Linked DNA regions of Mus musculus: region 2 is linked to region 1. Evidence: chromatin loops called from intact Hi-C (ENCODE). Cell type or tissue: left cerebral cortex. All regions are shown on one strand. Each heading gives the region's core, and the rest is flanking DNA. Links, peaks and the distances in the headings are about the cores only.

Region 1 (15,315 bases), core at 3,026-11,025:
ACGTCCAATAAGCCCTGCAGCCTGCAGACTTTCACAACAGCCAGGCACTGGAACTCAGGCTGGTAGCCTTCCCTGCTTTAGGGAGAGTGGTTCTTCATGATCTTTTCTGCTTTGTGGTGCATTGTTTGGGAAGATGGGGTAGGCATGAGGATGGGGCATGCCCTAGCATGGGATGCTCAGTGGGATGCTCACAGAGCATCTCTAACCCAGTTTTACTGGCTCTCCAGGGCAGCATTAACCCAGCCTGCCTCCTCTGTCCCTCTCCCTAACATTCACAGGGAGTCTAGCCTACGTAATACTGACTGTGGTCTAGGAGCAGGAAAGCAAGCAAGCTCTGTCAGTGGGAGGCCAGCACAGCCTTTCTTCAGGGCCTGGATGCTGAGTGCCTGGTTCCTCTCGCCTATCTCCCTGTGCTCTGACCCACCAGCTTCACCTAGCTTCAGAATGCATGGGTACCCTCCTGAGTACCCATGAGTCTTTGCCTGGCTCTCACTGTTAAATCTGTCCTGACCAGAGATGCTTTGTCTTTTAGAGATGGTCCATATCTCTGCAGTGAGTGAGATATAAGAGCAAGATCCTCCATTGTATGAGTTACCCTGGAACTGACCTGGGGATTTGAGTGTGTTAGGCAAGTCCTCAGCCACTGAGCCATAGTCCCTGTCACCCAGAGTCACCTCATAACATAGAGCCAGGAAGCATCTTCTGTCTCCTACCTACTGTCCTTCCCTTGAACCCAAAGTTTTACACATGCTACTTAAGTGCTCTACTTGGACTCACTGTGTAGCTCAGGCTGGCCTCAAACTTTCAATTCTTCCACCTTAGCTTCCCAAGTAGATGGGATTCCACTTGTATCCCAATGGTGTAGAAAGGTGCTTATGTATGGAGGTGTACAGCGTGTGTGTGTGTGTGTGTGTGTGTGTGTGTGTGTGTGTGTGTGTGTGTGTGTGTGTGTGTTACAAGATGCTATAGCCCTTCAAACCCTCATTCCAGCAATCTGCTTTGAGCTGGGCCCCAGGCAAGCCCAGAGGACCCTGCCACAGCCAACCACATTTTAAATTAAAGGAGACTGGTATCTTCTCTGGGGCTAATGAAGGCTTTTCAGGGGCATCCTGTGCACCGATGGAAGCCAGCCAGGACTGCATGCCCAGCAAGGGTAGCTGAAGATGAACAGAGTGTGGAATTTGAACAGTCAGCTTCCTCCAGGAGGTAGCCTTCCTCTTTAGCCTGCCTACTGTTTACTTCCCCAGGAAGTGGGGCTGGAGCAAGGAGGGGGCATCCTGCCTGGCCAGGAGTCAGACCAGAGCAGCACTGATGTAAATATTTAGGTCTGGCTCAAAAGTATGGAGTGGTGAGCTCTGAGAGGGCCCCACTTGGCTCAATGGGGAAGGAACAGTGCTCACATAGAAAAACTCATACCTATATTCCCAACACTCACTAGGTTAAGGCAAGAAGATTGCCGAGCTTGGGCTACAAATGAAAAACAGATAGACAGACAGACAGTGCTTTTATTAATATGAAAACTTAAATTTCACCTTTTCTTGGTGGGGATGGGTGTGGCTTACCACTGTTGCTCCCCTCTGGGGGTATTTTGCTGTGATGGAGGAGGAGGAGGCTTGCCTTCTTTCTGTGTGAGCACTCAGCTCCGACAGTGAGCACCACGAGGTTGAGCTCCTGTAGGAAGGTGATAAAAATCTCTGGTGTTCTGATTTTTTTCCTTTTTTTTTTTCTCTTCTTTTTCTTTCTCACCTGGCCACAGCCACTGTGGGTCTGCTGAAGTGTCACAGGTTGGCCTTCTTGGGATGCTGAGTGGCAAAGGATGCTGATGGAGACTTAAGGAAGTGGCAGATCAGTGGCTCAGGAGAGCCAAGGATGTGTGTGTGTGTGTGTGTGTGCGTGCTCCAGTTGGAGGTTGCTCTACTTCACACTGAATGTGCACAGATTTGAACTTGAGCCACCCAGAAAATTAGGTAGCAAATCTCCCTGCATGGTATTTTAAGCCACCACTGACTATTTAAAGCTAAATGACTCTTGAAATAAACCAGTTCAGTCTCTTCCTTTTAGAGCTGACAACTGAGGCCCCAGGATGCATAGTTTGCCAGAGAGGAGTTAGAAAACCAGCTCCAGAGCACAGCTTCTGCCCTTTCCTCCTAGGCTTCCACAACAGGATTCTCAAGTTAGAAAAACAAGCAAGCAAGCAAACAAACAAACAAACAAACCATGTTCAGCATAAAGTCAAGAGCTCAAGAATTTTCTTGTCATAATTTATTAGAACCACACAATAACTTGCAAATAATAACAGCTATCAAGAAAGGTACCCTTCTGTGAAAGTTGCATTTAACTATGGAGGTCTGTCAGAGAGTGTACACTAATCTGAGGTGGGAAACCAGGGTTCTGGTGAGGAGGAAGCAAAGCCCAGCTGTCACTGGGGGCTGGCCCGTGTCTCCACACTTCTTCCCGGACTCCTCTCCCTTACGTGCTTGGTCCCAGATCCAGCATCTGTCTTCACTGCTCTTTGGTCGTGGGCACATCCTCATTTACTTGTCAGTCTCCCTTTCTCTGTCTCAGGCCCCTGACTCCATCTGCAAGCCCATCCCCATCAAACTCTCTGGCTTCATCTTAGCCACTCAGTTGTTCCCATCTTGTGGTTCCGATCATAGTCCTCTATCTCCATCTTGATCCACTTCAGTCCACTGTGACCCTCTGAATCCAATGTGTCATTATCTCAGTCTCCCAATGCCATCCCAGCACCTTGTCCCTATCTTAGTCCCCTGACTTACTTTGGCTCCCTGACTCATTTTGGTCCTTCTGTCCTTGACTCATCTCATCCCTCTGCCCCCGTTCTACTGACCCTTCTCCATGTCCATCTCTGTCCCCTGCTCACAGATGACCCAGTCTCCATCTAAGTTGCTAGGCTTGTCCTGGCCTCTGCCCCCATTGTGCCTCAGGCTCTTGCCTTAGGCATGGCCGCATTGTGGTATCATCTCTGTCATTCCCTGAGAACAAGCTCTCTTTCCTGCTCCAGAAGCAGCTCCCTGCAGCCATACAGTACCTGAGCACCTCCTCCTGAGTCTTCACTCTAGTTGCCCTTCCCCTATCTCCCAGATTAATCCTGATGGTCACTTCAGTGTCTTACTCCCCGGGGAGCAGCGTGACTACCCTGCACCAGCTTTTCCCCACCATCCTGCTTTTTGCTGCCACAGTTGCCTGCTGTAGTTCTGCAGCAGACCCAGTGTCACTGGGATCTCCTGCTAACACTTGTCTGTGTTGATCCCATCCAGTCCTTGCAACAACCCCATGAGCTTTGAAGTAGAGAATCTCAGGTCAGAGCTATCAAACTCATTGTCAGGGACCCACTGGCAGAATGTCGTAGAGCACGGACTCACCTTTGGCTGATGTGACTGCACTGTCCTGTTGATGCAAGGGTTATCTGAAGCTCATCAGATCCTAGTCCAGCAGTTACCCTTCTCTGTAGTGTGCTTGTCCTAGTTCAGCAGTCCTTCCAAGATCTATAGTGCCCTCTGATGATGATGATGCAGGGCTCCCCAGATACGATCCCCCCCCTTCCTCTATGCGTTGTAGTGTGGCTGTGCGAGTCTGGAGTTTATCAGTTCCCTCTGTGATTCCGTGCCTGCTTTGCATCAACGTTCTTGTGCCTTGGGGCCCCTGTTAGGGTCAACGCAGGTTCCTTGAACACAAGCGCCATGACCTGTCAATACGATGACAGGGATCGATGCTAACATTATGAACGGTCAGGTAACACATACCATGGGGATGCCCTGATGAGGGGGGTAATTTCTGCCCCTGGAAGGACAGATTAGATAGTGAGAGGGTCTCTCGTGATACTCAATACGTGGTATAAAACTTAGCAGCTGCTCATTTGGAGAATTTCCCATTTGACATTTTTGGATTGCAAAAAAAAAAAAAAAGGGAGAGAAACTGGAACTGCGGAAAGTCAAGTGGGGTAGTGCTGTGAGAAATGATTGTCTTTGACACCTAGGTGATTCTAAGGAGTCTGGATTGGGGACCTGTCTCCTACTCACCAATGGGTTTCTCCAGTGTGGGTGCAGAGGAGGGCTTCTCTACTATAGTTTAAGATCCTGGAGACACACCTAAAGAAGTTTTAAACCATTGATACTGTCTAATGAGATTTTAAAAAGCTACACTCTTTATTTTAAAAAAATGTGGGGCTCTAGCATAATTGATCAGTGGTGACTGATCTGTATTCTCCCAACCTCAGGCATCCAAAGGGGTTTCACACTGCCCTGAAGACCACAAGTCTGTTTGGGAGGCGACCATTTCTACACCAGCCTTCTTGTCTAGATAGTGCTTGCATTCTGCAGATCTGCCCTGTTGAAATCTTAAGAACCAACAAATGCAGGGTGGAAATAGGTTTCCTGTGAGTGCCCTTCCATTTCCCCCGCCCCTCCTTATTAAGATGCTTGGATCTGCTGCCAGACAGCCTTAGAGGCATCTGTAAGCGTCCGCAGAAGCCACTAATCCCCCCACCCCCACCCTGCGGTCACTCTGTCTCCATCTGGCATCTGCTTCTGCACACCCAAGGGATGGGCAGGGAGTGGCTGCCAGGCCTGCAGACCCCAGCAGGTGGAGAGTGTGTCCCTGTCACTGTTCGGACTCACTGACTGTCCTGTGTGCCAGCTTTGAGAGGCAGGAGGGAAGGGAAGGACAATGGAACTAGAAGCATCTACATGCTTGCAAGCTTTTCTCTACTACTGGCGCTGCTTTGTTTTAATCATATGTATGGTTTGGATTGGTAAAGTCCTCCCGAGTCTTATTTTGGGTCGTTTGATTCCATGATGCAAACAGTACTGTAGTTTCTGCCTGGAATCATAGTCCATGCTAGGCCAGAGCCACCATTTAGAGCTTGACCACAGGAGCCACTGATGCAGTCCTATCCTAAGAGAAGGGGCAGGACTGTTGCATGTAGCTTTTGTACTCTGTCTAAGCTTCCGGATTGGGCTATGCTATCAGCCCCCACCTAGCTTCCCTTGAATCCATGGATAAAAGACACACACAGTTGTTGGTTTTCAACTTGCCTTCTTGGCACAATTGCTGAGTTCTACGATCTCCTGCCTAGAAAAGTGTGCCCTTATCAATTCTCTTAGCTCTGCTCCTCCTACCTGCCCTAACTTTAATCACTCAGTTAAATCTAGTCCCTGCTAAACTTCCCTGACCACCCATCTACAGATGGAGCAGCCTGTGTGGTCTCCTGCTCCTCCCAAGATCTTACATGGCTGCTCAGTTCTTCTCTCTCCAAAGCATGGCAAACTCTCTTCACCTCTCTTGCATCTCCCTCTTTTCTCTAGGGACCCAGAAATCCCGCCTGTACCTCTACCCAACAATGGGCCCATGGCTTTCTTTACTGACAGATCAAGAACCAATTAGGGAGCAGGACCTTAGCATCATACCTGCCTGTACACAGGACCCAAGAAGGAGGGCCAGGAGAGAACCATAGGGGTTGTCCTGAGAATGTGAGGATTTGGCTCCATGAAGATGGGAGGCTGTTGCTCAGGAAGTTGGGGGAGGGGTACCATAGGCGTGGGGGACAGTACAACCTCATGTATGTACAATTGTTTGTGTGAATGGCTGGAGGAATACATTGAGATTAGGTGATAGAGGCCCTGAATAATGAGTACAGTTCATTAACAGCAGTGTGTCAGATAAAGAAATAGAGATTGCAGTTATGCTTACAGTAGGCGTATATGAGGAAGAGAGAAAATTAATGATATACCATTGTGTGGATAGGAAAGGCACACACCAGGCCGATTTACAAAGAGGGAGGAAAGGAGAATTGAATACATCCTTCAAAAACAATGTGTGTATATTAACTTATGTATTAAAACCCGCACACATGAATAGACCTTTATGATAAAATATTTAGAAGCTAAGCAGTGGGGCTGGAGAGAAGGCTCAGCAGTTAAGAGCACTGTCAGCTATTCCCGGGGTACTGGGTTCAATTCCCAGCATCTACATGGTGGCTTATAACTCTCTGTAACTCCAGTTCCTGGGGATCTAGTACCCTCTTCTGGCCTCTGTAGACCATGACCAGGAACGGGGTACACAGATACTCATGTACTCAGATACCCATATACATGAAATAAAAATAAATAAAATGTAAGTCAAGTTGTTTATATTAGTTACTTTCACATGTTCATGACCATAATCCCTGACAGAAACAGGCTAAAGAGGGAAAGGTGTATGCTAGCTCCGGTCTCAGGGGATTTCAGCCGATTATTCTGGAGAGGCCATAGTGGAACGGTGCAGTTTATGATGGTAGAACAGGAGAGAAAGCTATGTGTCTCACAGTTGACCAGGAAGCAAATAGCAAGGCAGGAACCAGGGCGAGGGATAAATTTCAAAAGCTCACCCTTGATGACCTACTTCTGTGGCTAAGCTCACTTCCTACAGGTTCCCTAAGCTCCCTGTCAGCCACTTGCTAGATAACAAACATTCAAAATGAGAGCCAGTGGGGTGGGGTGGGGTGGGGGAGGGAGAACCGACCCATCAATTCCAACCATATAGCTGTTCTAGGGAAGACACAGAAAACAATTAAATTCATGCAGTTGTTGGTCGATTTGAGGATCAGGGTGGCCTTGAACTCACAGAAATCTGCCTGTCTGGCTCTGGCTTGAGTGCTGGTATCAAAGGCGTGCGCTGTCACACCCAGTGCGGTTATTTTGAGCTTTATTTTTAGTAGTACAGACTGTAAATGGTACAAAAGGTCTGATGAGGAAATGAACACCATCATTTCTCCTTGCCATGAATTTCCTGTCCTGGAGCAGTCACAATGGCTTGTCTCTGGTTACAAGGTACACAGGGGCTCATGCGTGTGTTCATGCATGCGTGTGTGTGCTCTCTCTCTCTCTCATACACACACACACACACACACACACAGAGAGAGAGAGAGAGACAGAGAGACAGAGAGAGAGAGAGAGAGAAAGAGATTGAGAATTAAATGGTAACATATTATAAACACTGTTTTGTTCACTGCTTTGCTGGGTAGAGAACTCACCAGTCCTTCCTCGCTGGCTGCGTGATGTCACCACACGGTGAGAAGTGGTTTCATCTAACTAGAGTTCTGCATTGGATCTAGTCACCCACCTCTTCTCAGTTGTTTGCTCAGAACTCAGCCCTGCAGTGAATCCTCCGGACTGCACCCGCAACCTGTATGGATATACCCCCACAATATATATATATATCCTGACGTAGAATTGTCAAAGTCCTGCCTATAGGAAACCTATGGCAGAGTGAAGCCTCCATTGTACACATGCTACTTTGGAGGCAGAATGGAATATAGATTTTAGAGAAGCAAGCAGGAACATTGAAGTACTTGCAAGGACTACTATCTTTCCAGAAATTACTTTTGCAAATAGTTGGATTTTCTACATTTTAGTTGAACTAAAATCTAAGGAAGGCTTTATCACACTGCTGCTCTGTGCTGGGTCTAGGATTAGGTCGGTGCTAATGTCATCGTTTAAATTCCTTTAGCATTGCTATGAGATATATGTTAGGCACTTTCTGCTCACAGTTTGCAGTTGGGAAAACCAAGGTCTAGAGGACCCAGTAACTTTCCTGAGTTCCACAGTGGGTAGGGTTATAAGCCATCTTCTCAACAGACAGACAGACAGATGGACAGATAGACACAACATGCACATACACACATACCTTACCCCAATTAGAAATTTCTGCAAACTTGCTATTATGAAAATATCTGAGGATTCATTAAACAATGAAGTAGTATAAAAATCAAGTTTTACCTAAAGTTGTCACGTGACTCTGTGACGTAGTGTCTTACACTTTTAATAGGTTCATGCAGTATTCAGAAACGACTTGATGTGGGTTCATATGGAATACCTTTAACCATACAGGGGCTGCATTCTTGGTCCACTGACTCTAAAACAGAAGATGCAGCCCTAAAACAAACTTGGCCCTGGTTCAACTTCCAGGCTGGTCCAAAAAGCCCACAGTGCTCTGAAAGACATTGATGGTCATAATTCCTTCAAAACCTCAGTCCCTAGCAGAATACAAGACAGGCTAGAGCTTCAGTGAGGGGAAACAGGACAGGCACACTCTCCCTCCCATGTGTGGACAGGAGCAGAGCTTGTGGGCACTGAGGCCACCAAGATTTGCTGAGCTGCAACCCATGATACCAGGTCACAGATGCCCCACTTAGGTCACATTGTTAGAGGCCTCAGAGACAGACATGCTGAGGAGAACACAGTCACTCACTGTTTGAAAAAGCAAGCATCAGATGGTGACAGTCTGCACATTGTCATTTTGGATAGCTTCATTAGATTGACCACCTCTAAGACAGACAGGCTCTCCTTCAAGTGCTAAGGTGTAATTTGGTACAATTTTTCAGCTCAAGAGACAAAGTGCTTTTTATTTTATTATTATCCTTGCTTCCATAAAAGCCAGGGAAAGATTCTCCCCCCTAGATAATAGAGACCATTATGGCAGTTATTCATTTTTCAGTTCAATTTCTCAAAAATGGTATAATTTTTAGAGCAGGCAGAGAGAAAAAATAGTGCCCGTTTGAGCTAATTTTGTTAGTCTCACGCTAACTCCTTGTGTGCTTTGATATGAACGGAGACAGTGTCCTCACTTCAAACCACCTGCCCATTCTCCTGGAAGGTTGGTAGAATATGGCTCACGTTTAAGTTACAGTACCTCTAACCTCGTGAAAGGCTAAGTGTCATAGAGAGAACAGAGGAAGAAAAAGTCAGGCTTCCCTGAGTTGACTTAAGGTAGGTGAGCTGTTTACCTTAAATAGTACCTCTTCTACATTTACCCTTAGCTAGTCATTAGATACGTGTCTATATCACTGCTTCCCTCCCCGACTAGAACTTACAACCATCAATTATCCTTAGCTCTTTGGACCTACAGCATTTAATAGCCATTGATAAGTGGTGGTAACTCTCCGTTATTAGATACTATATTGTTATTAAACCACTTATGTGACTGTACCGCTCTACTTGGGTTTGGCTCAGCAGGGCATTTTTTTTTTATAACCATCACAGTGAGTCCTAAATGAAATAGCCATAAATAGAGGCTAGCAGAGAATCTCGGGGGGAGGGGGAAGATATGTACTTGTGTAGCGTTCCTGCCTTTCCGAAAATGTGGTCTAGGAGATGCCCCAGTTCCGCAGTGTAGAACTTCTGGGAAAGAGCAGACACCATGCGTTCCTCCTGCAATCTGTCAAGCATTTGATGTTCTTGAACACAGTGCCTGCTATGTTCTGACTATTGGTGTCCCCTCGAGTCTCTAGGTTTGGATCTAAGACATTCTGCTGTGATACTGAAAGGCAGAGTTATTCAGAAATGGTTCTGCCCTCGTGGTTGGAATGAGTACCCTCATTAAAAAGCTTGAGCAGGCTACCTACCCCTCTTCAGCCGGGGGAGGGTACATTGGCATAGAGCAGAGAGCTCTGATCTGATTGGAATCCCAGCCAACAGGTTACTTCTCATCTTTAATGAAGTCAGTCCCCTTTGGTGGCCTCTATCCTGCTTTCCAGACCCGAGTGCTTTCATGACTGTCATTTACCTTTATATGTATGGCTTCGGGGTTCAGTGTGGATGCCTACAGCCCATTTGCTGCTTGATTTATGCCCGAGAAATGAAGACCCATGCATGGTGATACACACCTACAACTCCAATACTGAGGAGGATCTCAGTTCCAGGGCCAGCCTTGGCTACATAGAGAACCAACTAGAAAGAGAACTCACTCTTGTTCACAGTTGCAGCCATCAGCTGTCAAAGCTAAGGAGTCTTAGGAGAGTCGGGATATGTCCCTTCTCGATCTGTTTACACACGTGGATGGCATTCCTGTGCAAAATAGTGAAGTGGATCTGGGTGAAGGTTCCTTTTGGCCTTGAAGCTCCGTGTCTATGTGGTTTTTCTATGTCTTCCAAACCCTTAAGAGTCCCCCACCCCAGCTCCAATTTTCATCTTCCTCTCTTCTGGGGAAGGACGGGGTAACGTTAAGAAGTCCCTCTGATTCCTTGTTAGGAGACAAGAAGAGAATGCATGTCTCTGACCATCCTGAGAGTTCTCAGTTCCTTCTTCCTATTGCAAAACCAGAATGACGCTGATAAGACCCACAGGCCAGCTGTTCAGATTGCAGGCCATAAAACTTCCTTTCTGCTGACAGCTAACACGGGAGAGTGGATCTCTGAGTCCAAACTCTTCTGCGCAGGAATGCATGTATCAAAGTCTCTCTTGGAGCCTGGATCCTTTTCCCAGAAGTAGGTGACAGGCTATGTAAATGAAGAGTCACCTTTGAAAGTGTGTCAGCCCCTGCAGAGCGAGCATTTTTTATGATCTTGCTGGAGTGTGAGACTGGAAGACTGAGGGGTGGGTGGAAGACTCTGCTCTTTCCCCCCCTACCCAGCCTCTCAGCACACTTTGATCTGCACTGCCTGTCTAATCCTCCGCCAAGTGCGCTGGAACTTTAGCCAGAGCAGGAAAAAGAGAAATAGTTTTCCTTTCTTGGGTGGATTTGTATTTATATAAACCCTTAGCCCTGAAAATGAGCCAAGTGGCAGGCACACGCTCAGAGGGAAGGTGCATGGGACTGTATGAATGGCGGGAAGAGGCAAGGGCCCTCTACTCCTTTGCCCCCTAGATGGATGAACTAGGGTCAGAGGGCGTCTGGGACTTTCAAGGGCCAAAGAGGAGAACAGGGTATGCCCTCTGTATGTTTGAAAGACACAATAGGGGCATGGAAGAGCAAAGCTCTTGGTCCTGGGACATTGCCCCTGGGTATGCACACTTGCTGCTGTGGATGGTGTGCTGCCTATAGGAAGGAGCAGCTCTCTGCACACAGGGGAGAGCAATGTTGGAGAAGCCTTAGGAGTCCTCTGATGTCAGTTGCCATGTTGGTTTATTTGCATGAACTTGTGGGGAGTGTTGTTGTTGTTGTTGTTGTTACTATTAGACCAGTCCTTCCTCTTCTTTGGACAGAGTGAATTTGTCACTCATATTTGCTATTGGTTGTTTAAAGATTTCTTTTCCTGTTTCCCCTGGCTCTGCTTTCTCTAGGATATAAGGTGACTTACTTTTGGACTCTACAGAATTTAGATTCTCTTGTGGGATCTAAAGAGGGCCTTGGTTCCTTGCCAAGCCATATCATATCTGGACTAGTCTGGGACAGGAGAAGAGGTAGGGGATAGCTAGTTGAAAGTGTTGGTTGGCACTTTCCTGCTGTTTCCTACTTTTGAACCCAATCCAGAGCCCTTCATCATGGGTGACTCTGCTTCCAACAACTTCCCTTGAGCCCCTTCTTTCTCCGATTGATTCGTAAGCTCAGGATGAGCCCTGTCCATCTGCTGGCCCCAGATGTTTATTCTGGCCCCAGCACTATTATTTTGTATGTGTTAGAGCCTTGCACTTCAAAGTGGAGTCGTCCTGAAGTCTCCACCTGGGTCTCATCGCTAGGAATTCTGGGATGCTCACACTTGAACCTTTGTTGTGTGTGAAGGAAAGGGAAGTTCATATCACCAAGCACAGGGAAACACTGAGGCTTGGAAGCAAACCCAGGGAAGGGGCATTATAAAAAGGGGTAAGTTTGATGTGAGGAGAGAGGCTAGCCCCAGGTCCAGTTTGGAAAGAAACTGTTAGTACCTTTCCCCCTTAGTTCTCCTGGGTGAAGTTTTTGCCACATGTTTTAGGAATGACTCTGTGATCCAAGGGTACAATGCTCTATCTATCTATCTATCTATCTATCTATCTATCTATCTATCTATCTATCTATCATCTATTCATCATCTATCATCTATTATCTATCCATCATCTATCTATCTATCTATCTATCTATCTATCTATCTATCTATCTATCTATCTATCATCTATTCATCATCTATCATCTATTATCTATCCATCATCTATCTATCTATCTATCTATCTATCTATCTATCTATCTATCTATCTATCAAAGTATTTATAGGGAGGGGCCTTGGTTTGTGATGTGCTGACATCAGATAGTGACTCAGAATATGTCATCTAGACCGTGACACAGTTAATGGCAAACCCATCTGACCACAAAATTAGCACCACTGTTCCACGTTCACTCAGAAACATGGAGTTGGGCACATGTGTCCTGTGCATGAGGGGAGATGTATTCTTTCACACACAAATGGAGCATTCCTTTAGCCTAGTCTATCCCAGCCTACAGATTCCCCATCCTACCTCCCACCAGCTCTTCTCTGTGCTCTCCTAGTGGCATTTTCCTATTGTTAAGGGTTCTTTCACACTTAGCCCACAGATAAAAGTTGGCTTGAGCCTTTCTGAAGACACTCCTGTTAATCTAGAAGAGCCGTGGGTAATTACCTCTAGGGACTCCAGCGACCAAATGGAGCTCTTCTTTGATTAGTGTCCACGAGATAATTAGTGTCCCTTTCTTCTTGTCTCTGAGGGAGGAAGAGAACCTTGTGTAATAAGTGAGCAAGAGTCAAGCAAGCTGACCTCGTTTGCCCGGATGGGATACCTGCTACAGAAGGACAAGCAAACAGTAGCAGCCACTTGTACCCAAGGCATTGCTCAGTGGGACCAAAGGGTGGTGTCTTAGTCAGGGTTTGTATTCATGCACAAAACATCATGACCAAGAAGCAAGTTGGGGAGGAAAGGGTTTATTCAGCTTACACTTTCACATTGCTCTTCATCACCAAAGAAAGTCAGGACTGGAACTCAAGCAGGTCAGGAAGCAGGAGCTGATGCAGAGGCCATGGAGGGATGTTCCTTACTGGCTTGCTTCCCCTGGCTTGCTCAGCCTGCTCTCTTATAGAACCCAAGACCACCAGCCCAGAGATGGTCCCACCCACAAGGAGCCTTTCCCCCTTGAGCACTAATTGAGAAAATGCCTTACAGTTGTATCTCATGGAGGCATTTCCTCAAATGAAGCTCCTTTCTCTGTGATAACCCCAGCCTGTGTCAAGTTGACACACAAAACCAGCCAATACAGGTAGGGATGCTTTGTGATTCACCCAGGAGGCCATGGTTCTGAGCTTTCTCCTTCTACCTGCAGCTGTCACCTGTCAGCACTTTGGAACATGCTTTGAAGCAGTTGATGATGGTCCTGATGACCAGAGCATAAACACTCACTGGAGATAGAACTATTCAGAGTCAAAGTAGATGTGAACTAAAAAAGAGAAAAGAAGTGAACAATTTCTTCACCCTTGTATGTTGACTAGAGTCCAAGGATCCATGAAGAAATAAAGTCACTGGTTTAGAAGAGGGTAATGATTTTGTTTTGTTGTTGTTGCTTGGCTGGTTTTTGTTTTTTTTTCTTTTATTTCCTGTATTTATTTATCTTGAGATAGCCATTTCACTGTGTAGACCAGGCTGGCCTCAAACTCAAGTGCTCCCACAGCTAGTTAGAAGCTCACCGTTTTTGATACTGTAAACATTTGCAGTTGCCTTTCAAATTCACATTGTGGAATGTGTCCAGCTATTAAGTGGCCCTGTCTTACTTGAGTAAGTGTCTGCCATTAAGTGTCTTACTTGAGTAATTTCAAAAGCAGCCATCTGAGCTAAACCCTATGACCAGGAACAATATAACCCCTTGAAGGTTTAGGAACTGCTCTGAGTCTCAGAACTCCTTAAAAGAATGGGTGGCTTAGATGACTTAATGAAGGGTCAGCAGATCTCTGTTGATTCTGTATGTGCCCTAGCCAATTTCCCAGTAAGCCCATGGCAGCTGTCTAGAGTTTGGAGCAACTTCCCAAGGACCCAGTTTACTACCCCATTGAGATTCCCTATGGTTCCGCAGCATGCTCACTCTTTGTATGGATTACTTTTATGTCATTGTGACATAAGACTTGCCAGAAGCAAGCACGGGTCTTACAGTTTAGACAGGGTATACCCATCAAGGTGGGGATGGCGTGATGGCAAGATCACCTCCTGATCAATACAGAATGAGGATAATACAGCAAGTCACTTTGCAGCAGCAGACAGGAAAGAGAGAGGTGGGGAGGGGGAGGGGAAGGGGCTAGAGGGAGAGGGAGAACTTGGCTCCAAACAGGGCTAGACTGAAACCCCCAGAGGCTGGCCCCTAATGGCCCAAGTCTGCCCTACTTCTCAAAAATAGGCTACATCCCACAGCCTGTCAAAATAGTGCCACCTACTGGGGACCACATGTTCAAACCTAGGCGCCTGTGAGGAGTATTTTTGCCTTTAATGGGTAACAATTCTCAACTTGTTCCCACACCACAAACATAGCTTATGTGAGATTTGGTGAGCACCTGAGCACAGTTCCAGCCTGCTAGTTGATCACTTAAATGCAGCAGCCAAAGTCCAAGAGCACACACTGTCTCTTGAGGCCAGAACCCCAGCCTCTTGGAGCATCACCCCCCGGTGCCATGTTTCTTCCCCCCACCCCCACCCCGAATATTTCTTCAGCCTTTAATGTTCTCTCGTGTTCTCCTCAGCTATTAAATCCTGCAGGTAGATAATATTCATCTCTACTTATCAGGACTCTGTAAGTCTATCTCATGACTACACTTTAAAAAAAAAAGATTTATTTATTTTAGTATGTGAGTACATTGTACCTGTCTTCAGACATACCAGAAGAGGGTATCGGATCCCATTACAGATGGTTGTGAGCCACCATGTGGTTGCTGGGAATTGAACTCAGGACCTCTGGAGAGCAGTCAGTGCTCTTAACCACTGAGCCATCTCTCCAGCCCCCTTATGACTACACCTTAACTGAGTCTTTCATTCACTCACTAAATCTCTTTTCCCTTATGGCCCACACGGTTGTTTTTTCCCCAGGTATCTGTGTAAATTTTACTTAAGTTCTAGACAGCTTTGTTGTTTTGCATGGTGTTTATAACTGGCATCTTCAATCTAGATCCAGTTGTTTGTACTGAACAAATATTTTGACTTTCAACACAATGTCTTACGTTGTTGCTATGATAAATGTTTAGTGTTCTGCATAATATGCCCAATAGTGGAGAGATCTGATGAGAGAGGAGAGAAGAAAGAGGCTCATTTCAATGATCTGCTGTTGATGTTTTGAAATGTCCTAGCAGGACTTGGTGTTCTGTTCTTCGACTGAGGGAAAAGCAGTTGTTAGCAGTCACCTGTCATTCTCCTGGCACAAATCTTGAGCCCAAGTAATGAAGCAATTCTTCACAGGGTTGAGGCCCACAGGAGGCTGCATAGTAGTCTCAGCAGACAGCCAGCTTCATTCAGGAGGCCCCTGACATCTGTGTCCTCCCTGATGACCACCTGTGCACACTTTCTCAGAGGAAGAAGAGAGATCATCCTTTAAAGCCAAATGTGAAACGAGTAAATGATTAAG
Region 2 (15,315 bases), core at 4,867-12,866, 57 kb after region 1:
CATCACACCTCCTCCCCCTTGCAGACCCAGTGAGAAGAAGGAGCCAAAGCCACAGGATTCTCCTCCTCCTCTGCTGCTGCTGCTGCTGCTGCTGCTGACTGAACGTAGCAGCCTGTGTAGACAGGTTTAATGCAAAGCCCCCGGGCGAGTGTGCAGGAGCCTATGGTGTCTATTTTCAATAGACCATTTGGAGGACACAGTAAGGGACACAGCAAGATGGATGGCCACGTGTGAGTCTGGTGCAGCCTGAAGCATTGCTTAATGTCAGGGGGAGCAGATGGGACTGCCTGTGACTGTGTGTAGGGAAAGGCCGAACGATGTCACACTTTTTCTTGGATCAGAGTTTTTATGCTGTGAGAACTCCAGAGTCTCAGGAGATTACTCTGTCCCCCCACCCCCATCCCCTCCAACTTACTCATCTTAAACCGGAGGACAGGCTTTAAGTCTTGAATTTTAGAATCATGCCCAGTGTATGAAATTTTCTGGAAGTTTGGCTTGTGGGGTAACTCTGAGTATACTCTGTAAGTACTCTGTAAGTTTCACAGTAGAAAAACAATTACATACAAAGATGCTTGACTGTCCAGGGAAGATCAGGAAACTAGAAGGAAGAGAGACTAGAGGGAACCCCTGCCGCCCCGCAAGGGTATTTTATTTTCTGAACAATGAAATTATCGGTACGGTTATTTCCTTATAGTATTTATTTTTTGTATTTTCCAAAGAATTTGCATTCCTTTTATGAGGAAGATATCAATTTCATTTTGTGTAACATAATCGGAGGAGGTATATTCAAAGCTGCATGTGTAAGAGACTCTGATGGTGGTGGCTAGATAAGATATATGGTTTTTGTATTGCTTTTTCTAATTGTGTCACAATAAAACAAATTCTGATTTCCACCAGAAACAAAACAAAACATACATTTGTCTACAGACACACTTGAATCCTACAAAGATTCTAGAATGAAATCCAGGTCCCTGCTGGCTAGCCTTTCATTTCTGGAAGAGGAGAAAACTTTTGTGAGTGCTTCTTTGGCGCTGGCTCGTCAGGGACCCTCACATTTCAAGCCTGATGTTGTCACAATTATTTGCATATCTTCTGTTTAATACTTAGAAGTGTGCATGCCTTTATTTGAGTCTCTTATCCATTCCATTAACAGGTATCGAGTGCTAAGCTGTGAGCGTATTGATAAATGTCTTTGTCTTTGTCCCGAACCTAACTTTCTTGCTGAGATGGTTTAGATCAGCTTCAGTAATTCTTATATTTTTGGTTGTGAGCCTAACCTTTAACGGCTGAGCCGTCTCTCCAGCCCTACTGTAATTCTTAACATTTAGCACACATCGGAAATTGCCTGCAGGGCCTCCTAAGCCGTAGCTATCTGGGCTCTGCTATAATTGTTCAAAAGACAGGTGTGGAGGGTGCAGCTTGAGCATGCAGCCATGCGTCTACATCAGATAGTCAGTGCTGCATGCTGCAGAAGTGGAGATGAAGGTCAGGAAGGTGGAGGAGTCTATAGGCAAGACTTTAAACCTGTCCTTTCAGTCTTAGATGCTTAGTTAGTAGTAGCTCAGGGCCAACACACCACCTCTTTTTAAATCCAGGAACAGCAATGTTTCCTGGAATAGAATTTCCCCCATTCTGTTTTCTCCTTCCTCTTCCCCAAATTCTCCAGGCTTCAAAGGAGGGCTAAAATGGTCAAGTCCCCCACTCCATCAGTAGGTAAGGGGCTCAAAGGAAGAGAGATCCCGGGTTAGTTAACATCATGCTTTGGTAACAAAACCAGGTCTACTAGGTGTCCAGGAGAGCACAGGTTTGTTTTGGATCACAGTTTGGAGCTTTCAGACTGTGACCATTAGGCTCTGCTTTGGGCGTGAGGTGTATCCCACGGCAATAGCATTAGTTGGAACAACGCCATTCAGCATGTGGCCGGAAAGCCACATTTTCACTTCCGTGAAAGCCAAGATGGGTCTCGGTCCTGTCATCTCCTCCAAGAGCCTTCATGAGTCACCAGAAAAATCTTCCAGTAGGTACCACCTCTTCAAAGTTCCAGCTCCTTGCCCCAAGAGCATCACTCGGGAAATAACACATGGGACTTTGGAGACATTCCCTATCCAAATGTTAGTGGACTCAGGGCCGTTTTAATACCGTTAGAGTCATAGAATATGACCTAAGCACAGTTAAGTCAGACCTCTGGAATGCAAGGCTTTTAAGAAAGGAGGCTTCACTAAAAATATCGGCATAGCTTGCTCCTACAGAGACTCTTCAAGTGCTTGGAGCATGGGAGGAGAGGGCTGACGAGGACTCATGCCTGCAGCAATCTACTGACCTTTGCCAAGCCATAGTGCCCATTAGTGACACTGTTTAAAGCGCATTATGTTATCAGTGGTTCATTCCAGGACCAAGGAGTTAAGTTATAGAGTGTCTGTTTCTTAAAATAGTAAGGCACTTTTGAGAGGATTTTTATTTTTATTATTTTTGTTTATTTATGAATTTATGGGATGAGATGGTTTTATATGAGGGCCTCTGAAGTGATGGAAGAATTCCCAGGAGTGAGTCCAGCTGGATGTAGCCGGACAGAAACTGCCTGAATTTTGTGGTCTGCATCTGTAGACTTTCCCTTCTGTTATTGTGGGATAAAAGAACAGACATTGCCTGAAAACACACAGAACAGATCATTGTGTGGCAGTACTCGCATTCACTCTGCAATTTAATTTTTACATCTGTGTAGTTTTATTTTGTTTTGGTGGTTCTGGGGCATCAAACCTGGGACCAAGCTTATGGTAGATGGATATTCTACCACGAGGCTACATGATAGCTGGCTAAGCTTGTTTTACTTATTGTTAGGGGTTTTATGTACCCCTAATATTTAAATAAGTCCATGATGGTGAGGGTCTGTATGTCATGTTCTCATAATTTCCTCTTCAACAAATGTGGGTGATAAAATAATATGATTATAAAAATAGCATATGTAGCTGATAAAAGAAAAACCATATAGAGAATAAATTTTGGTTTAATTTCACACAGGTAAAACTGTAAGTTTCTCCTGTTTTATTTAATAAAATATTTATTTTATTTTTTACTCAAACACAGTGATCATGATTTTCAAGAATAGTGATTTATCTGGTAGATAGCGAAATGATTTCTTTTTATTGCTGAATAATATTACATTCCACGTGTACCAGAATCTATTTGCCCATTCACAGGTTAATTGGTCTCAACTTATTGACTGTCTTTTTCTGAGTACCTATATATAAAAACACCAGTTTTTGTTGAGAGACCTATGAGGGTATTTTATTAAAGTGCTATTTACTTATTAAAAAGTAGAAGCGGAACTTATGTTCACACAAAGAAAATACAGTATTTATAAACAATATTTTCAAGAATTATTACACAAAAATTTAATATGTATCATTAACTTAAATTTTATTTTAAATTATTTATTTAATTTATAATTTATGTAATTTATAATTTTATTTTATTTTATGTTATTGCTCATTTGTTTTGAGGAGGTAGGAATTGAACTTTGGGCATTGGGACACTCTACCAATAAGCCTCATCTCTGAATATAATCTTAACTTTTAAAAAAGTTATACAGGTGCTGAAGAGACGACTCAGTGGTTAGGAATCCTGTTCTTCCTGTGTGTATGTGTTCCATGTACGTGCCTGGTACCTACACAGGCCAGAAGAGGGTGTCTGAGTCGCCAAGTGGATGAGTCCTCTGGCAGAGCAGTTTCACCATCGCTCCAGACTCTCTTTATCTCAAGTACATCACTTTCCATCGAAGGTTGCTGGGACTCTGGGAGAACTGGGTTCAGGTTTGGAGCACGTTACCAGGAACGATGCAAGGCGCGCATCCTGGGGCTGGGGAGATGGTTCAGTTCAGGAAGCGCTTGCGCATGAGCGTAAGAATAAAACAGTTCTCAGAGAAAATAGAGAAAAGTCACGTGCGGCAGGACAGCGGCGCACACCTGCAGTCTAGTTCTAAGGAAGACGAGACAGGATGCTCCCTAGAAAACTCTAACTAGATAAAAGAGGCTAGTTCAGCGGTTCTCAGCCTTCCTAATGCTGTGACCCTTTACAGCTTTACGTTGTGGTGACCGCCCTATTCCCCAACCATAAGGCCATTTTTGTTACTACTTCATAACTATAATTTTGTTGCGATTATAAATTGTAATGTTAATATTTTTGGAGATAGGAGTGTGCCAAAGGGGCCATGACCCACAGGTTGAGAACCGCTGTCTAGCCAACTAGGTGGATGGCGCACAAAGAAAGACAGGTTAAAGCTGCTGCCCTTGACCAACTCTGGAGACATGACCTTAGAATCCACGAGCGGCAATATTGATAGAAACACAGAAGGAAACATTGTTGAAGAGAACAGTCGTTTGCCAGCTAGTAGCTGAGGAATGGTGGGATTAGAAAGCCATTATCATAACCAGCCAAGCCGGCCTGGGGGTGGCAAGAGCAGGTGAAACCCTTTGAAGAGGAAAGAAACATTGTATCTAGTTCATCCGCTGTAGTGTTTAACTGCCAAGGGTGAAGAAGCAGTTAGTGCAGGAGAACAGATGTCCAGATACCACCTTAAAAGATTAAATTTACACCACCAGATGCAGCTCATGTCCTTCAACAGGAGGCCGTAAGGAAAAGCATGACATCACCCCTGTGTTATTTCTCACACAGGGAGAGTAACAGGAATCCAGTCAGGAGGGAAGCTGAAAACACGCAACTCTGACACCAAGTGTTTGATCTGAAGTCTTTAAACTGTCAAGCCCAGAATGAAATGTCCTAGGCAACTATCTGGCGGGACCAGAGTGTGTGTGTGTGGATAGGTGAGCATATGTATAGTTAGGTATGTCATGTGTGTGACAGGGAGGCAATTGATTACATTAGCTATGTCCTGTGGGTCGAATGCTAGCATAGCATTAACTTTAAGTTTCTGATTTTGGAAAATTGAATGTAGCTGTGGTTAAGCGGGGTCTGGTTTTCAGAAAGGAAGGATCAAGTATTCAATTTATAGGCAACCGGGTCGGATGATGATAATGATGATGATGTGTGTGTCTATATGTGCATTTGTGTGTGTGTGTGAGAGAGGGGTCGGGGGAGCAAGGGCAATATAAATGAAACACAATGCTGATATTTAGAAGCTCTGGGCAAGTAGCGTTATTATTTATTTTCAAAACAATTTTGCAACTTTTCTGTCTCTTTGAAATCCTTTCAAAATAAATGGTGGCAATAGTGATAAGAAAGGCAAAAAAAAAAAAGACACACAAAGAAGTGATTGCATGTTGGCAAAGATGTTCATAGTGTTTACATCTGAACTGTGGGCTGTATGCAACTCAAAAACTCCACTTAAAATTAATCCTCCTTATGCTCTTATGATTTACACCTCCTCAGCCATAAACATGGATTTAGCTTTCTAATGTCCATTCGCTTACATTACCCAAGCTCCCCCAGGGGCTGTGGCTCTAGATCTGCCTGTGTCACTCACTGTCCCTGACTCTTCTGTCATCCTACTGCATGCACAGATATACCCTGCCGGGCTCCACCAGCAGCTGCGTGGGAGCCAAAATAGTTCCCAATGAGATAGTGACTGTAAGACAGCTGTAGCCTCAAGTGACTTGGAATGTCACATGCTTGTCCCCAAGTGCTGAGTGTACCATGTGACAGGAGGAATTCTAAAAATGGCTGGGTATGCAGTCTGGTATAGAAGCCCTGAGAACTCCAGGGCCAGAGTGTGGATTTGTGTGTGTACAATAAGATGGCACTAGATTTAAAACACGTAATGTTTATTACAGATCGATGGAACACCTCTGTTCGTGCTTGAGTGCTCTGGGAAACCACTCTTTTCCTTTTAGTTTGGTTTGCACATGAGCAGGGGTGTGTTTGTGTGTGTGTGTGTATACGTGTTTGTGTGTCTGCACATGCACACCCGTGTATGCATACATGTGCATACACAAGCACATAATGTGTGCACACGTGCACATACATATGTGTCTGTGCTTGTGCAGTGCATATATGTGTGTGCATGCAGTTTGTGCTTCAACTTATTTTATTTATTTGCCTTTTGTTTGTCTGTTTGTGAGAAAGAGACAGAGTTGGAAAAGGAGGCCCAAGTTGACCTGAACTTGTGACCCTGTCTCATTCTTCCGGAACACGGAGCCTGCATGTGTGTGTAACTACACTAGAAGGGCACTTGTGCAGTCAGTGTTGGGTAGAGATAAAAGAAACCAGCCATGTGGCACTGGCCTCATGGGGCCATTGGGACCAATGAGTCAGCTCTGCGTGGCAGTTGGAGTGAGATTACTTCATTCTGAGCTTGAACGGTGGGGTGGTGAGGTGGGTTGGCCATTGCCGGCAAAGTTATCTCTAAGCTTTCTAATGCCTACTGCCATTCAGAAATGAGATTAGAGGCAGGCTGATATTTCTTTTGGTCTCAAGACAGAATATTACTTAACACAGGATCCTGTCTCTCACCAGTTTCTTGTATAACCCAGGCTGGCCTGTAATGCACTAGAACATCCTTGAACTTCTGATCTTCTTGAGATCTGAGATCGCAGGTCATACCGCCACATCTGGTTTATATGGCTCTAGGGTGCAAATGCAGCGTTCATGTTTGCCGTGCCCTAACCACAGAGCCACAATCCCAGCCTAACTTTCCCCAGGTTTTCTAGAACTTGCTTTTCAGCAGGCATTTTGAATTTTGCATCAATCATAACCCACACCTAATTTGACAGGCTTTTTGTGACTCAAAGGCACTTTCTGTTTGACCTTGTTTGACGAGTCCCACGAGAGACTCTCTGCCCTTTTCCTTTCTTTCTTCCTGCTTCTGTGAGGGGCCATTTCTTGAATTTCTTTTTGAAGGCTGGCCTATTCTATGCTGAGACATATCTCTGAGCCCTCGTTTGACAAGTCAAGACTGTGAGGTTACAGGAACCCATTTTCTGAACAACCCCCATGCCTCAGGGACCTTAAGAATTGTCACCGTGTTAATTGTGTACATTTGGACAGAGCCTGACAGAATGTCTGATATTTACCAAACATTTTAGGAACTAGGATAGAAGCCTCTAAACCCTGAGAATTCTAAATACACTCTCCAGATATTGAAAAAGCAAGGTGTGATAGTAAAATCTATTATTCTGTCAGTACCAAACAATGAATCCGATACTGTTTTATCTTTATTTATCCCCAGAAAATGAAGGTAAATCATAATACAAAATTAAATGTAAAAATCGAATAAGATTGTAAATTGATGTACAGTCTTCAGATTGACTCACATTCATCTCCGCCATGTGCATCTTGTGGCTTTAATGTTATCCACCTTCTTTAGTAGTAAGAAGAGCTGGCTTGCTGGATGGGCATGGCAGTGTACACCTTTAATCCCAGCACTTGGGAGGCAGAAACAGGCAGATCTCTGAGGCCGGCCTGGTCTACAGAGTGAGTTCCAGGGTAACCAGGGCTTCACAGAGAAACCCTATCTTGTAAGATCAAAACAAAACCAATCCAGCAAAAAAATTAGCTGGCAGATACAGCCAGTCAAGGCGCAACTTCAGGGCATGAATTCTCTTAGTCTTTGAAGTAACTATATAAATTAGGTTCCAATATATCCTTTCGGCAGAAGGAGGAATGGGCATGAGGAACCAGTGGCCGGAAGTGTGTGACTCATGAACAGCAGGACACAGACCCAAATTCTGAATGTTCACTACAGTCTGGCTCTCTATTGATGTGTTTTGCTGTGTCTGAATTATTATTGAAACAAATTTAAAGGCTTATTACTCTTGTCTGTCCCCCACTGAAGCTTATCTGGTCATCTCCCTCATAGCTCATGCATTAGTGGTCAGAGAATGGTTAAGAGCCAGCCACAAAGGAGAACATTTGTAGCACAAGGTTGCATTGCTTCCCATGGCCAAATTCAAGTTCCCAACCTGAGAAGAGACATGCGCTAGCACCTCATTGCGCAGTATTTTTCTCACACAAGCCCCACAAACAGCACAGACTCAAGACCACAGGAAGTAACAAAGTAAAAGATAGAGAACAATTTTTTCTTTTTTTTTAATTAGATATTTCTTTTATTTACACTTCAAATGTTATCCCCTTTCCTAGTTTCCCCTCCGAAAATCCCCTATCCCCTTCCCCCACCCCCTACTCCCCAACCTACCCACTCCCACTTCCTGGTCCAGGCATTCCCCTATACTGGGGCATAGAGCCTTCACAGGACCAAGGGCCTCTCCTCCCATTGATGACAGACTAGGACAGAGGATGACAATTTTCTTAATTTAAATGTAAGTTGACTAATTATGCGTTATGGAAGTGTAATTGGTATACTCTAATTCTAATTAAAAGGTTACATTTCTGGAAATTAAACAATTAGCTCTCAAGGTCCCATCCTTCAAAGGTAGTTCATTCTACTGGAAGTTTGTTTGTTTTGAATGTAAATTAAGTCACGGGTGAAACGGAGGCCTTGAATCACAGTCTCAGTGGAGTCACTACTGAGTCTTCTAAGGTCACAAAACTGCTCACCTAAGGGCAAATGAGGGCTGACCTCTAAGGCAGAGAGGTTTGCGTTCTGTTCTGCCACCTGGTGGCTGTCATTGGAAACTGCTCCTGTTCGCAGCTGCTCTCCAGTGCTCGCGGATGGAACGTGTCACGTGACCCTTCCTGGCGTACTCGCCCTTGAAGCTATAATTAGGCTTGCCGTAGATAATCGGACTCTTTTCATTCTATCGTCCCCCCATACTAAGATCTTTAAAAGAAATTCCCACACGTGGGGCCAGAGGGCAGTTGAGTGACACATGAGCGGTTTTTTTCTTTGCCCCCCCTACCGTGAGCAAGCACCTCAGCTGCTCAGGGTGGAAAAACAGCTATGCCCAGGCTTGGCTTGGAAATGTCACCCAGGGTCTCCCTTATCCTAGCAAAGCTCATCTTGCTATTGTTTAATTGGTTTACAGGCACTTGGGAGTCTGGATTTTAAATATTCCTTCCCAAGATTCCCCAGTTTCCTGGGTTGAATATAGCCACAATCCCAGTTTCAATTGTCAATCATGCACTTCCATCCATCAATCCTGCGGTATCATCGTGGACCTATTTTTAAGACAATGAGAACATCCATCTGTACTGTCGGCTTGGAAATGATAAGGTCATTGTTGCTATGCTAACCCATACGACAGCTCCCATCTTTAATGTATTTAAATGTAATCCTCTATTAGAGGGTGGCTCCCAACCATTCTCCCATCTTCTTCATTTTTGTGCCGTCTGCTCGGAATCCATTCATACCACGGACATCTGCTGAGCTCAGTGGCAGGCTGGTATCTTGGCTGGGTGATGTAGACAGAAGATGAAGCCCAGGAGAACACTTGAAAGGCTTGGTGTGGTTCCCTCAGAGTGTCAGGAACTCTTCTGAGGCCTTATCGACTGAGCTCTCTGGCTCAGAAGGGGACACATTTGGAAGCATCTGCTGAGGCAGGGTGCTGCGGGTGCTGCTGATGAGAGTGACTTGCTCTAAGCAGAAGAGTTGGCAAGGGTTTGTGATGCGCACCGGCTGACCTCAAAGTGAATGTAGAATTTGGTCAGAAGGAAAGGATAGGAAAGCTGTGGAGATTCCAGAATAGAATCACAGAGTCGCAGAACCTGGAGTGAGTGTGGCTGGAGGGTCCTGAAGCAGCTGTAAAGAGAAATGACAGCAGAAACCAGCATGGTAGGCAGATCTTAGGTGCCATTATCATGACAGGAAGCATGACTCCATCTATTGAGAAATAAAAGAACAGCCCTGTATGCAAAGTTCGGACAGGGCCAGGCCCACATGAAGTTGCCTATCCAGCTTTGTGGGGCATCTGTGCCAAACTTGGGTGGCTTTCTGTTACAAATGCCAAAACATTGGGTTTCTAACACAATAGTGATGAGGACATGGACATTTTAAATATGAGATACAACTATGGAAGCCAGTTCTGCAAAGCTGTGTTTCATAAGATCTATGCGTGTGGTTTCATTAAAAGGGAGAAAAAAGTAACCCATGGTAAGGAAATAAAACCATTAGAAGAAAAAGTTAGCCCCAAAAACCTAGTAGAGAAGAGCAAGGGGGCAAGAAGAAAGAGGAGGAGGAAAAGGGGGAGGAGGAAGTAGAGAAGGAGGAAGAGGTGGAAGAAGTGGAGGATGAGGAGGACCAAGAGGAGGAGGAATGCAAGGAGGAGAAGGAATGCAAGGAGGAGGAGGAGGGGGAGGAGGAGGAGGGGAGGAGGAGGAGGGGGAGGAAGTATAGGGAAAGGAAGGGGAATGGTAGCTTGAGAGCCCAGAATAGGATCTGTGGCAGGTTCTAATGACGGCCATGTGAGACATGACCTATGTTTAATGAGGTCAGAAGTAAAAGGGAAACAAGATCTGTTGAAAGATAGATGGTGAGTTTCACTCATATCATTTGGGAGGTTAGAGAACTAAAAATGATCCAGAGACCAGTTCTACATTTGATCTCAGTGAGAAGGCCAAGAAGCTAACAAAGAATAGATCTCTAAAGTAATTCAGTAAACTGTCACCAAAGGCTTGTATGTTCTTCTCATTGACCCATAACATCTACCCATGGACATGCTTGAGAGGACAACCCCAAGTAAGCATAAAGTTTGTATATAGTACATGCACTACAGTACTGTACGGTAGGAAATGAACTAGAAACCAATACACTTTGCTTATACCTGAAAGAATGAATAAAATATTGTGCCTGCCAAGAATGTTTAAAGACGTAGCTAACTGCTTTTATAGCTGTAATTATGTTAAATTAAAAACAAAGGTGCCATGATTCATAGAGTACCATTCTGGCTTTATTAAAAAGAAAACCTCTATGAGCATAGAAATGAAGACAATAAATATAAATTACTAATTATAGCTTTTCCCAGATGGTGGAGTTGTTTATTTATTATCCCTTAGACTTTATCAAGCACTCTAATAGTTTCATACAATTAATCTATATTATTATAACAAAAAATAAATAAATGCAATAAAATATAGAAAAGGAAATGACAGCCGGTCGGCTTAAGTTATAAAAAATCCTGCTAACATTTATATTTAAATATAGTTTATTATAAAGATGTAAACAATGACATTTTAACAGGAAGTTAAAACTCAGGATTAATAAAAATGGAAATCTACCTCTTTTAATTTCAAGGTCTAACATAATAGCTGTGATTCAATTAGCAATTCTATTACATTTCTGGCAGACGGAACATGATGGAAAGCCAGGATCAGCTCAATTTGAGTAGTTTTTAATAACGCTGTGTAATGGAGTCTCAGGGCGGACCTACAAAGAAATTCAGTGTTTCAGAGTATTGCTTTCTGAACTAAATTACTTCTCCAGGTTTATGACAGTGAAAGTCTTATCAATACGCACTATGGCATTTTAATAAAGTTACATAATTATGCCATGTCTCTCTTTGGTATAGTACTGCTTTCAGGATCTTGGAGCATAAAATCAAAACAGTGATAATGGCTGTGGCCGGAAGACACAACTACATGGGCTTCCCTTGGAAAGATGCATCCCATTTGAACTAGAAATAGAACCACGATTTCCAAGAAGAGCACTTATTTCTTTTATAAACACACACACACACACACACACACACACACACACACACACTCACACATCTGTAATGGTGTAGCAGCTAGACAACAATATTAAGTGTCAACTTTGGCTTGTTGATACTTAATATTGTATATATTAAGTACTTAATTTTCTTTCTTTTCTTTTTTCTGTTTTAAAGATTTATTAATTTATTATATCTAAGTACACTGTAGCTGTCTCCAGACACACCAGAAGAAGCCATCTGATCTCATTACAGGTGGTTGTGAGCCACCATGTGGTTGCTGGGATTTGAACTCAGGACCTTTGGAAGAGCAGTCAGTGAGTGCTCTTAACCACTGAGCCATCTCTCCAGCCCCTTAATATTCTTATATTGTAAATACATATAGGATATGATATATGATATATATTCATAATATATACATTATAAATGAATATATATTATTTTGGGTTTGTTTGTTTGTTTGTTTCAAGACAGGGTTTCTCTGTGTAGCTCTGGCTGTTCTGGAACTCACTCTGTAGACCAGGCTGGCCTTGAACTCAGAAATCTGCCTGCCTCTGCCTCCCAAGTGCTGGGATTAAAGGCGTGCGCCACCACCGCCCAGCTGAATATATATATATATATTATATCTTGTTATAAGAACAGTTTCCTAGGACTTTTTCTCCATATTGATTTTAGGTCAGTTGGTATGGGACTGGCTCTAAAACCCTGCATATTAATGTAGAATAAGCAACTGTGTCCTACTAAGTGCACATGATTCAGGAGGCATTGGCTTGGAAAGATAAACTGTTGTCTACTGCCTTCAACATCTTGCTGAACATTGTCAAGAGTGCTTCCTCATCAACCTGTCCTCTTGGGAACAGCCAACAGGCCTGGGGATAGCTATAAATGGGTAGTTAGCTCAAGCAGAGAGTTCACAAGGGATGCTTGTCACCTGTTTTTCAAGGACCGCATTGATTGAGCCTTGACTTCCTAGTGTCCTGCTTCTACCTCCCTCCCCCTCACTGGAGGGGTCTGCTCTTCTCCCCCTCACCTTTGCCCCACCTTTTATCCCTCTCTACCTTAGCTCATCCGTTGTCTTAGACTCTTAAAACCTTCTGGCCAATATGGAAAGTCAATACTTACTGTTGTTGTCCAGCTGCTACACTGGTACAGATAAAGGGTTTGTGGCTGGTTTGGTGCTTACGTTTCTCTTTTGATAGTGTTTCTTTTGATACGTTCCTGTTTCAAAGACTAGAGCATATGGGTGAAGGCTCTATGTAGGGATATTGAATGAGCTGTGTAGGTGTTGTCTTCAGCAATGGGGCTTTGCTGCCAGTTTGTGGAGAACAGCCTATATATAGTCTTGGCAATGGCCTGTTTTTTGGGGGATTCCTGTGGGGCCTCTTTAGCCAACAACTCAATTAGAGGTAACCCAAATTTGGTACTGGAAACCTTATTTAGTGACAAGAGATGTCCAATTGGGACTCTGCCCCCCCCCCCCCGTCACCATTGTTTTGCAAATAAATTTAGATCATCTTTTTTAATGTAGCTACTTTAGGAGATTTCGAGTGTATAAGAAGAATGTATTTTATTTCAAGTGTATGTGTGTTTTGCCTGCATGTATGTGTGCATATCACATATGTGCCTGGTACCCACAGGGGCCAGAAGAGAACATTGGATCCCTTGAAACTGGATTGTAGCCAGCTATGAACAGTCATGTAAGTGGTGGGAATTGAACTGGGGTCCTTCACAAGTTCACTTAACCACTGAGCCAACTCACCAGTCTCAGAAAATAACTTTTAATAATCAATTACCTTAGTCCGTCTTTGCTGCTATGACAAACTACATCAGGCTGGAAGAGTTGTAAGTAACGGAAACTGATTGCTCGCAGGCATGGAGCTGGGAAGTCTAAGGTTAAGGTACTTGTAGGCTAATGTCTAGTGAGGAGCGGGTGCCTTGAACGTGGCAGAAGGCTGGAACAGAAGAGCTTAGGTCCTCAGACCCTGTTTGAGAAGGCTCTGAGCTCTGGGCTTGGGATGTCACTCGGTGTGACCAAGGGCTTGCCCAGCTTGTGTGAACCCCTGGTTTCCAAGCCTGGCAAAGAAAGAAAAAGCAAACAGCTATGGCCTAAATCTACCCAGGAGGACCTACTGTCCTGATTTAGGCAGCTGGTGGTCTAGCCTTGTAACAGGAATGATCCCATCAAAGTTCATGAATACAGGGTCTATATTTAGTTTATGGCAACCCAGGGTTTGGTTTACTCCTCCAAACAAATTGAAAGACGTAGGCATTATCTCATTTATATAAATGAACTTATGTCTTTAACAAGGGAAACAAAGGGAAGGACTGTGGAAATATACTTTATTCTCATTTTAATCATAAATGCATGAACTTAGCATCGTGTTCCCATTCTGTCGGATGCTACACTTTCAGTATCATTCATCTGTCATGTGTAAGCTGCTTTCACTAAAACTATATGCCACTAATACAAAAACATTCAACATTAAGGGTCTTGTAATCTTAGGAGATTAAAACATGAAAATCTCTATTCATATGCATAGATTTTTGTGGCCAAGAAATATAAAATATACCTGAGGGGGGGGGAAACTGTGAAGTTTAAAGAAGAATGTCGTATTAAAGGATAACATTTTGGTAGAAATGACATAAAGAGGAGAATAGAGTGGAATATGTTAGAAATTACTGCTGGTTGGTTTAAAAGGACACACACAAAATTAATGTAAGCTTCATTAGGAGAGATTCTCAAAACCCTGGATAACCATGGATCTTGAAGAAAAGGGAGCCTCTGAACGTTCATCCCCCTTTGGGCCCAGAGAATAAAGTGGGTGTCTGACTTGCATAGGTTTGAGAGGAGGGAATGAGCGCCAACCATATGAACCAGCATCCAACTAGCATCCAATTAGCCTGCACTGTTCTTTAGTCAGGAGTTAAGGCAGCAGGAACACTGACAATGTAGTCAAGTCATAATTTTTATTCAGAATTGTTTTGTGTTTGCTCTCAATACAATGGGGGAGAGAAAGAACTCTGCCTAGGGAGAGAGAAGCTGCAGGGTCTGACTTCTGGGGACAGAGGCAGCTGAGGACCTGTCTTCTAACAAGCTGTCTGTGGTGGTTTGTATGTGCTCTGCCCAGGGAGTGGAACTATGAGAAGGTGTGGCCCTGTCGAAGTAGTTGTGGCCTTGTTGGAGTAGGTGTGACACTGTGGGTGTGGGCTTTAAGACCCTCATCCTAGCTGCCTGGAAACCAGTATTCTGCTAGCAGCCTTCAGATAAAGATGTAGAACTCTCAGCTCCTCTTGCACCATGCTTGCCTGGGTGCTGCCATGTTTCTGACTTGATGATACTGGACTGAAACTTTGAACCTATAAGCCAGCCCTAATTAAATGCTGTCCTTATAAAAGTTGCCTTGGTCATGGTGTCTGTTCACAGCAGTAAAACTCTAACTCAGGCACTGTCTTACAAGGGGAAAAAAAGCTTATGGTTGTTTCTTTAAAATAAATTATGGTAATTATTAAATGTTTATAATATTTACATTCTATTAAATATTTAAATAGATTCCTGTGGTTAGAGAAATGGCTCAGGGCATTTAAGCACTTGTTGCTCTTACAAAGGACTCAGTTTTGTTAGTCACCAGCAACAACATAGTAGCTCACAACCGGCTAGTATTCTAGCCCCAGGTTCTTCAATGCCCTTTTCTGACCTTCCTGGGCAATTGGTACATTTGTGATGCAGCATTTACATACATAAAATCAAAACAAATTCTTA

The links. A loop is a pair of places that touch in the nucleus more often than their neighbours do. Peaks named below come from ENCODE experiments on the same cell type or tissue, not always from the same donor. Only the 100,000 strongest peaks of a DNase experiment are listed, where the experiment ranks them.
Region 2: it touches region 1 in a loop (2.2-fold over the local background); 9 of 42 quality-filtered maps call a loop at or near these places.

Annotation. Positions count from the first base shown.
Region 1 is chr8:35,644,352-35,659,666 of GRCm38, forward strand. All of the region lies in intron 1 of Mfhas1 (malignant fibrous histiocytoma amplified sequence 1), which reads left to right. Among named protein-coding and RNA genes, the nearest start is that of Gm16793, 63 kb to the left of the region's middle. In left cerebral cortex, for the core only: a CTCF peak has its summit at 6,053 (motif pointing left); DNase peaks (open chromatin) are centred at 9,155 and 10,306; H3K27ac peaks cover 447 bases.
Region 2 is chr8:35,699,449-35,714,763 of GRCm38, forward strand. It overlaps 1700015I17Rik (a long non-coding RNA gene), which reads right to left. Exons shown (of 3, transcript XR_378890.3): 3 at 8,543-9,649. Among named protein-coding and RNA genes, the nearest start is that of 1700015I17Rik, 12 kb to the right of the region's middle. In left cerebral cortex, for the core only: a CTCF peak has its summit at 8,578 (motif pointing left); DNase peaks (open chromatin) are centred at 5,605, 8,614, 9,231, 9,505 and 1 more place; H3K4me3 peaks cover 520 bases; H3K27ac peaks cover 310 bases.